Regions from separate parts of the Homo sapiens genome. Here regions 2 and 3 are each linked to region 1. Evidence: chromatin contacts called from ENCODE Hi-C or POLR2A ChIA-PET data. All regions are on one chromosome and are shown on one strand. Each heading gives the region's core, a stretch centred on a gene start or an enhancer-like site at or near the end of the contact. The rest is flanking DNA. Distances are from core to core; before and after follow the strand shown.

Evidence for each region. Hi-C counts contacts between places; a loop is a spot of excess contacts on that map. ChIA-PET counts read pairs that join two places held with the same protein, here RNA polymerase II (POLR2A). Pooled maps may share reads with other maps.
Region 2: a loop to region 1 is called in a map of sciatic nerve, with 22 times the contacts of the local background. The contact joins two enhancer-like sites. A Hi-C loop is called at or near these places in 2 of 168 maps with a recorded cell type or tissue (left cardiac atrium and sciatic nerve) and 1 of 50 pooled maps. POLR2A ChIA-PET finds 5 or more read pairs at or near these places in 4 of 52 experiments (A673, H1, HepG2 and 1 more).
Region 3: a map of left cardiac atrium shows a loop between it and region 1 (3-fold over the local background). The contact joins two enhancer-like sites. A Hi-C loop is called at or near these places in 7 of 168 maps with a recorded cell type or tissue (HepG2, dorsolateral prefrontal cortex, endothelial cell of umbilical vein and 3 more) and 2 of 50 pooled maps. POLR2A ChIA-PET finds 5 or more read pairs at or near these places in 5 of 52 experiments (A673, H1, Panc1 and 2 more).

Annotation. Positions count from the first base shown.
Region 1 is chr15:98,822,013-98,824,740 of GRCh38, forward strand. All of the region lies in intron 2 of IGF1R (insulin like growth factor 1 receptor), which reads left to right. Among named protein-coding and RNA genes, the nearest start is that of MIR4714, 39 kb to the left of the region's middle. RefSeq lists enhancers at 460-1,018, 1,019-1,577. Within about 2 kb of position 1,345, at least 3 of the 41 ENCODE cell types and tissues checked have a DNase peak (open chromatin) inside an H3K27ac peak, as active enhancers do.
Region 2 is chr15:98,775,806-98,778,533 of GRCh38, forward strand. All of the region lies in intron 2 of IGF1R (insulin like growth factor 1 receptor), which reads left to right. It overlaps LOC124903560 (a long non-coding RNA gene), which reads right to left. Exons shown (of 2, transcript XR_007064772.1): 1 at 1-2,728. Among named protein-coding and RNA genes, the nearest start is that of MIR4714, 7.3 kb to the right of the region's middle. RefSeq lists enhancers at 491-1,398, 1,399-2,305. Within about 2 kb of position 1,311, at least 16 of the 41 ENCODE cell types and tissues checked have a DNase peak (open chromatin) inside an H3K27ac peak, as active enhancers do.
Region 3 is chr15:98,857,413-98,860,140 of GRCh38, forward strand. All of the region lies in intron 2 of IGF1R (insulin like growth factor 1 receptor), which reads left to right. Among named protein-coding and RNA genes, the nearest start is that of MIR4714, 74 kb to the left of the region's middle. Within about 2 kb of position 1,404, at least 4 of the 41 ENCODE cell types and tissues checked have a DNase peak (open chromatin) inside an H3K27ac peak, as active enhancers do.

The DNA.
Region 1 (2,728 bases), core at 95-2,594:
GCTACTCTGTAAATGATAAATAATAATTGACTGGTGAGTCTAGGCAAGGCAAGTCAATGAGATTACAAGAAAAGAGATGTTAGGCCTTCAGAAAGATGGAAATTTCTCTTTGTCCCTGCAGGGACTGTTGCAGAGCATTAGAGCCACCCTCAAACAGTTACCCAGTGAGTCTCCTCAAAGCAAGTGGCACTGAGATACAACCTTCCTACAGGTTTTCAAGTCATCTCGTGTGGTGCACAGTCCTCGCCCTACCTCGAAGGCCCGGGCGAAGTTTTCCTGAGTGTGTATACTCATCTCTTTGTGTTGTCTCTGGCAGGGAGCAAGTGAGTACAGGATTGGAGTAATAGGCATTTTTAGGCTTGAGATGGCTTTGTGTGTTTGGTTAATGTCACTACATTTCCTAGGGGATAATAAAAGTCTAGCATGATAAAAGATCTCGTCTTACAAGGTCCCGATGTAAAGTTTGGAGCCTAACTTAGAATTTAAAATAAAATACATTTTGACCCATTGTATTGAGAGCTGGTATAATTTAATATAGTGAGCCCCTCGGCTTCTGGTTGGTTGGGTTATAAAGCTTCTTATTCATTCGCTCATCCATTAATGCATTTCTCCTATGAGGAAGCTTTTTCCTTTGAGCTGAACACACAAAATTAATCGTGCTCGAACTCTCCAAATTTTGTGAGTTCCCTGGTAACTGACTGTATGGAAGACAGAAATAAAAATCAGAATAAACTTTTATTTTCTGAATCAGAAAGCAGTTGCTCCAGCTTTTGGTGGTCACATTGCTAAGATGTAAAAAACAGAAGTTAGGTGAAATAAATTAAGAATAATTATTTTGGAGAAAGAGAGGGTAGTGTTTGACTAAATTAGAAACATTCTCTGAGTCTTAGAAGCGTGAATGATTTAAATGAGGTTCCAGCATAGTATTGCATGTGGTTTCTATTTTAGAGTTTTCCCACTTGAAAACAAACTTTGAGGATTTTTATTGAAGTCCATCAGTTTTAACTTACTCAAAGCTTAGCAGCCACCTTTTGCTTTTCTTCCCGTTCCCCCCACCTCATGCTGTGAAGAAAGTCATACACCATTGTGGTGTTGATTGAAACCTTTATTTCTCCAGGTCTCCTCTCATAAACTGGGCTAAGAAACACAAAGGACATTTGACACTTCATGACTACATAAGATGTGCTGTTCCTCTCTCTTTCTGTTTGAAAGTGACTTGGCAGGGTGAAGTTGAGAACCCCTTGGAAAGGAGGAAGCCGAAATGCAAACAAAGTTGAATCATGAAGTGATGTCACTCTGAACCAATTGGAGCAGTGGTGTCATGTGCCTGGCAGCTACTTCAAATGCCCACAAAACAGGAGTAATGGTTTAAGCTGTTTCCCTCTTCCCCTCCCACCACCAATCAGCAGCAGACTGCTAGAGGACAGATGCAAAACAGTTATTAGACCAGGCTTAGTTAGACATGGAGGATGCATCTTAACAAGTTAGTACCTTTTTGCAAAGCATGAAGACTAATTCAAAGTCTATTTTCTGGTTTTGCTCTACCAGTACGGCCAAAACCATTTCTTTTTAAGTGAGAAGTGGGGATATGGTCAGGTTTGATTCCAGTTGAAGTTGTGAGCTGCACAGGGCTGGTCTGAGCCCAGTGGCATCTTTCCAGGTGTCAGAGCCATGATTTTAAGCTCCTGTTAAATTCACAGTGCTTAGTAACCATAACTTCTTGGTTTCATGATCATAGGGGTTTTTGCATAGCTGCCACCCCCATTTTCTGTTTGTGATCCAGTAGTTAAAACTCCCAGAAAATATTTCTCACCCTGGTTTAAATAAACAAAACAGCCACCACAAAAACAAACAAAAACTTGGCTAACCACTATTTTCAGGCATATTCTGAGAGAGAAAGAGGGGGAAAAAAAGACTAGACATCCTAAAATTAAGCAACATTATTTTTGGAATTGTGTTGTTTCTTATACTCAGTCATTTGTGAATGATGTGGTTCAAACAAAACTGAAACAAAAATAGTTTTTCTCATTAAAAATATGTTTGTCGCATAGCCAGCACTCGGAACTAGGGAGGGTAACATGGAAGTATTGTCATTCTCGGGGCTGACTGGTTGACAGCAGCCTATACAGGAGTGGAGAATATTGACAGGGCTGCCCGTTCTCCCCAGGTCGAAGAGAGCAAATGCACATCCCTGTGTGCACGGCCACCTGGTTCCTCTCCTCACTTGCTGGTGAGTATTGAACGGCTCACATAATTAGGCAGAACTCAGGAACTTTCCTCCCTATCTCTTTCACTCTTCTGAAATGCCCTTTATGTTTTCCTCTGCTCTTTCAGTCCCAGTGCCTTTTCTCTGGTGCAGCCTCATGGTTCGGTCTCACCTTCAGCTTTTCCTTCCCTCCAATACATCCTGTAAATTATTGTCAGACTTCTTCTTATCTAAATAACTCGTTTAGGTAAGGTACTCATATGTTCAAAATACCATGGTGGCTCCCTGTTCTCTGTGATGTGAAGTCCTAACCATTAGACTCAGCTTTCCCCCAGGACACCTTGGCTTATCTTCTTGCTGCTTTCCAGAGGCATGGGCCATTAGGCTGGTTTTCTGAAGGTTCTGCCAAAAGGCTGGGCCCTTGTCTCCCACCCCACTGCTGTTACTCATGTGTTCTCCCACTTGCTCGGCATTCTTTCCCATGCTTTTTCCTTGATCATCACTTACTAGCTAACATCTATT
Region 2 (2,728 bases), core at 61-2,560, 46 kb before region 1:
GTTGGATGATGAGAATTTGCATTTCTGTCAAGTTCCCATGTGATCCTTTTTGGGGTCTGGGACCACACTTTGAGAACCACTGGTCTATTAAACAAATCTTTGCAAATTAGGGAGGTGTGTTGTGGGAGGAAGAGACTGATAGTTGAAAGAATATTTGCCTAAATACAGTGCCTAGTATTTGCCAAGTACGCAGCCTTCTTTCTGGCTTTAATCATACAGACTTTCTCAATCACATGTAATTGCACATCCTTTAAGCAGCTTTTGACTGACTTTGGTTTTCTCTTTTGTGGTGATTTTCCTTAAACTCCCGAAGGGAGGGTGGAAGGGGCAAGAGAAATTTTTATTTATTTATTTTAATTTAATTATTTTTTATTATTTATTTTTTTATTTTTTTTTTGAGATGGAGTCTTACTCTGTCGCCCAGGCTGGAGTGCAGTGGTGTGATCTCAGGTCACTGCAACCTCCGCCTCCCGGGTTCCAGCAATTCTCCTGCCTCGGCCTTCTGAGTAACAGGGTCTATGGGCATGTGCCACCATGCCGGGCTAATTTTTTGTATTGGTAGTGGAGATGGGGTTTTGCCATGTTGGCCAGACTGGTCTTGAACTCCTGACCTCAGATGATCCACGCGCCTTGGCCTCCCAAAGTGCTGGGATTACAGGTGTGAGCCACTGCGCCCAGCCAGATTTTATTTCTTTAAAAAAGAAACTTACTAGTTATCAGGACACTTGTGTTCTTGGTACTTGATTTTGTCAGCATTATTTTTAAGAGCCTCTTCCCTCCTTCCCCCTACCTCCCTGTTGAGCCCAGGCTCTGAAATAACATAGGTGCATGTGAAGTTCCCCTACCTGCCATTACCAGACATTGGTGCTGGGCGGCCCTCACCTCCACCTCCTCTCACCTGAGGCCACAGCGGTGTGCAAGGATGTGGTCTGTCTTGAGTGTGTTTTCAAAGCAGCTGTTTGGTCTGTGCCTTGGATGTTTTTCCACAGATAAGCCCAAAAGAGAACCACATCTTAAAACGCCCGTGACCTTGAATGGTCTTTCCGGAGGGGCGGCTGGATTTGTGCTCTCATCGTCTCAGGTATGTGTCAAGCCACTGTTGTTTCAGAGCTGGACACAGGTGCTTAGGAAAATTCCTCACTGAAGGGTTTTCAGGATTTACAAGTTCTTGCTGTTTTTGTGACCTTGTGTGGTTTCTGGTTTCACAGAAGGCTTTGTTTCTTGGTTCTTGTTGCTGCTTTCAGCCTTGGCCTGTAATCACTGGGCGCCAGGGAGGGCTGCGGTCTGTTTCCCGGGGTGTGCTCAGATACCGTGTCAGTTCACATGTGTTGCTGCAGCGGCAGGGGGCCAGGCAGGAGGGGCGGGTGTCCTGAAGCACGCTCAATTTGCTGATCAGGGCCTTCACTTGGATTTTGCACTTGCCGCAGTGGAGACATTCCTCGTAGCTACTCAGTGTGGTTTGTTTTAAGTGGGCCATCCGTTAATTCATGTGACCTGGAACTTGGTTAATGTACTTGCCAAGGTTAAAGTTGAGACGCTGTTTGTTAAACCTTTCAAAGAGGGAAGAAGGTTGCCTTGAATTCAGTTCCAGGGTTTGGGAGTCTGAGAGGGAGGTGGTGAGGGGCCCGGGGAGGCCCTGAGAAACAAAATGCTGGTTAAGGACACAGTCTGCTCACCGACCTCGGAAGTCTCTAGACGTCTAAAGAAGTCCAAGCAAGGAATGATGACCGAAGAGGAACCTCAAGGGTGCAGGCGGCTCTGGGATCTCAGCACATCTCAGTGATGGAATGAGCTGCCGGGGAATGACCCCTGTGGGGGCTGTCCAAAGTCAGAGCAGACACAAACGTAGCTCTCCAGGCCCCATACCTTGGTGGGCAAGAGGGCAGCAAGTGCATCCTCACAGTTGATGGGGAGAGCAGCATTTCAGCCTGCAGAAAAGAGAACCACACAGATGTAAGATGAGGTCTGCACTCACTTGCCTGGTCATGCAGAGACGGAGCTGGGAGCAGCTGCATGACTTTTCAGAGAAGTGGCACACGTTTACTGTAAGGGTCCCAAATGTAGACCACTGCAGATCGTAAGGTCTAGATGGAGGGACCAATAGTAGGGAAGTAGGGGAGAAGAAAGTAAAACCTTACAGTATAAAGACCCATAGATGCTCTTTTGTTTTTGATGTGTGTACGGGGGTTAGATATTTATTGAGCACCTACTGCATGACAGAGTGTTCAGCAATGACAATGCAGAGCTTAATAAGAACAGGTTCTAGACTAATCTTTTAGGGGGTGAGGATAGAACAGAAATAGGTAATTATGTCCTGAGAACATGAGAGAGTGTTGGTGGACAGAACGGCGATGTATCCCCAAGGGCAACTGAAGCCTTCACAGAAGATGCAAAGCCTGTACGTGGTCCTCGGAGTCATGCCACATGGTGACTGGTTATCTTAGTCGTAGGAAAACTGAGAAGCTTTGAGGCATGTTCTATCTGTCTTTGTGGGCATCATCTTCATTATTTGAACAATTCAGAGTGCTTGATGCCTTTTGCTTCGTTCTCACAATCCTTGACACTAAGCTGTGGGCTTGGGTTATAGTCACTCATTCTGTTATTCATGTCATTTTGCCTATCCTTCCACTTCACAGATGAGAAGACTGAGACCCAGAGAGGGTCATGGTTTTCATTAGCCAAATGGTGCAGAAACCCAGTGGTCACAGTGGCTCTCTAGCTCTTTGTC
Region 3 (2,728 bases), core at 154-2,653, 35 kb after region 1:
TTTGCCATGTTGGCCGGGCTGGTCTTGAACTCCTGACCTCAAGTGATCCACCCACCTCGGCTTTCCAAAGTGCTGGGATTACAGGCGTGAGCCACCACGCCCAGCCTACGTCTTTAAAAATAAATGTAAATACCCAAGGCTCACAGTTCCGTTCTTCCATCTAGTCTAGCACCGTCCAGTGGAAGTTTCCACCATGATGGACTGTTCTGTGGATGCCCTGTCCAGTACAGGAGCCGCTAGCCACATGTGGCTATGGAGCACTTGAAATGTGGCTAGTGCTACGGAGGAACTGGATTTTGGATTTTTTTAAAGTTTTAATTTAAATTTGAATAGCTACATGTGGCTAATGGCTACTGGACATCACAGATCTAACACAGGATTAACTGACAAAATTCTTTCCTCTTAAAAATATGTGTTTATTTTGATAAGGATAACTGAGACCTGTACATTCCATTTTTCCTGTCATATTTAGGGCTCATAAAGGGGGTGGTATGCACGTTTTAAAAAATGCAACACAACCAGTTAAACCAGCTGTCTAATTGTACACATTTCCTGGAGCTGTTGGTGTTGATTATTAGCAAATACTAAGTACTTGTAATGACCTAAGAACTATAAGACAAGCAAGTCGTCTTCTGTAACTGAGTATCAGCGGATTCAAGCGTTAAGGAAAATGATTAAGAGAAAACAACCAAAAAAGTCTTAATGGTTCTGTCAATCAAGTGGCTATCAATTCATGGCTATTCAAAAGCTTTTGTGGCTATGAAAATAAACTAGATTGAAAAAATTCTAAAACAAAATTGAAACACTCATTTGAGTTTAAAATTTTAGTTGAGTTGATTTTTATTTCTTGTTTTGGTTCATTTGTAGTTTCCCCCCGCTTCGTTGTTTCCTCAGATATGGAGAATAAAGCCTGGCTGGTCAGTTTCAGTTTTTATTTAAATTCATTTTGTCTTCATTCCTTTTAATCTAGCACAGTCCTGTGATGTATTGGGATCACAGTGCTCTGGGGAAACATTGAAATATAAAAACATTTTCCTGAAAACATTTCCAGTTATATTTAATTTTCCTCCTTGAATAGAAAAATATTTCCAACTTAATCCTCCCTCTCCCCTCTTGAAATGAATTGCATGCTTTGGAAATAACATCAATCCACCCAAGTACACAAGGACAATCTCAGCCATTTAATCGAGATATAAAGGCTTAGAGAACTCTGGGCTTCGGAGGCACAGACTCCACCTTTCAGGATGCTAATAAACGTGGACGAGGTCTCGCCTGGGCTTCCTCCTCCATTGTTCAGCGCAGCAAACCAGCACAGCACTCCGTGGCCAGGGTTTGCGGGGAGAAATCTCTCACTCTGTTTTAGTAGCATCATCATCCTTATCAGCACCCTGCTTTTATTTTTGAACAGCCAAACTTCCTCTTTCCAAACTTCGTGTGACATCTGGGACCAGCTATGTTTGAAGGAGTCTGAACATGCCACATAGTGGCTCACGCTTTTAAGGGAGGAAGGCCAGTAAGCCTCCTCAATGGCAGAATTCTACTTTCAGTCTACCCTTTGGTTCTGTTGTGGTTGTTCCTTAGAACTTTATTCTGCTCATTAGGAAGCCCAGCCTCCGGGGAGGGTTTAGCTTCTCATCTAAGCAAGAAGTAAAATGTCATAATGGAGGAAAAAAAAAAAAAAGTCCAAACTTTTTTTGGACTTTTAGAAACACATCCAGTTTGAGCTCCACTGAGCTATCATTGCAGTTACAAAGCCCATGTATATTGAGATCGGTGTAAAAATTCAGCATGTCCACCTGCATAATTATGACCAGTGTATTGAAAGCACATTTCATTTAGTTTTGCAACAGCCGATGAGGTAGATTCTACCAACATTGTTTTACGGAAGAACAAATGGAAGCCTGGAAAAATAAATTGTCTACCTCACACACTTCGCAGGTGGTAAACACAGGATTTGAACTAAGACATACTTGATTTTAAAGTGTTTGCTTTTCCTTTGCACTACTGCATCTGCGATGTTTGCACTCAGACACTCTAGAATATTTGGTGTTGCATGTTTTTGCCCCAAGAAAGAACCCATTAAAATGAAACTTTCCAGTTCGTAAGCTTTGCCCTCAAGAAGGGAAAGAACTTCTTGCAAGGTTTCTGAAACAAAAAGAAAATGAAAAGTAACTTTACTGTATCTGGGTTTTCTGATTAAATTACGGTTTTTGCAAGCTTGTGCATTTCTCAGTGTCCAGATAGCCAGGATTTTTCCTTTTAATAAATATCACTTTAAAAAACAAACACACACATTCTTAAATGCATGATTAACTGTATAGATTGATTTAGTTATAAGATGTCCTAGCCTAAATATAAGAAGGTGTATGTGTTAGAATTAATTTCTTCAATAAAGAGAAAGAAATTCAGGAATTGTGGTTCTGTTGGTCTTCTGTACTGTATATTTTTGTGCAGCCAAAGCAGCATGCCTTGCTTCTTGGTTTCATGACCACATGGGTAGTTTCTTGAAGTTTTTTCTTTTGAGATGGAGTCTTGCTCTGTCACCCAGGCTGGAGTGCAGTGACGCGATCTCGGCTCACTGCAACCTTCACCTCCCGGGTTCAAGCAATTCTCCTGCCTCAGCCTCCCGAGTAGCTGGAATTACAGGCATGTGCCACCATACCTGGCTAATTTTTGTATTTTTAGTAGAGACGGGGTTTCGCCATGTTGGCCAGGCTGGAGTTTCTTG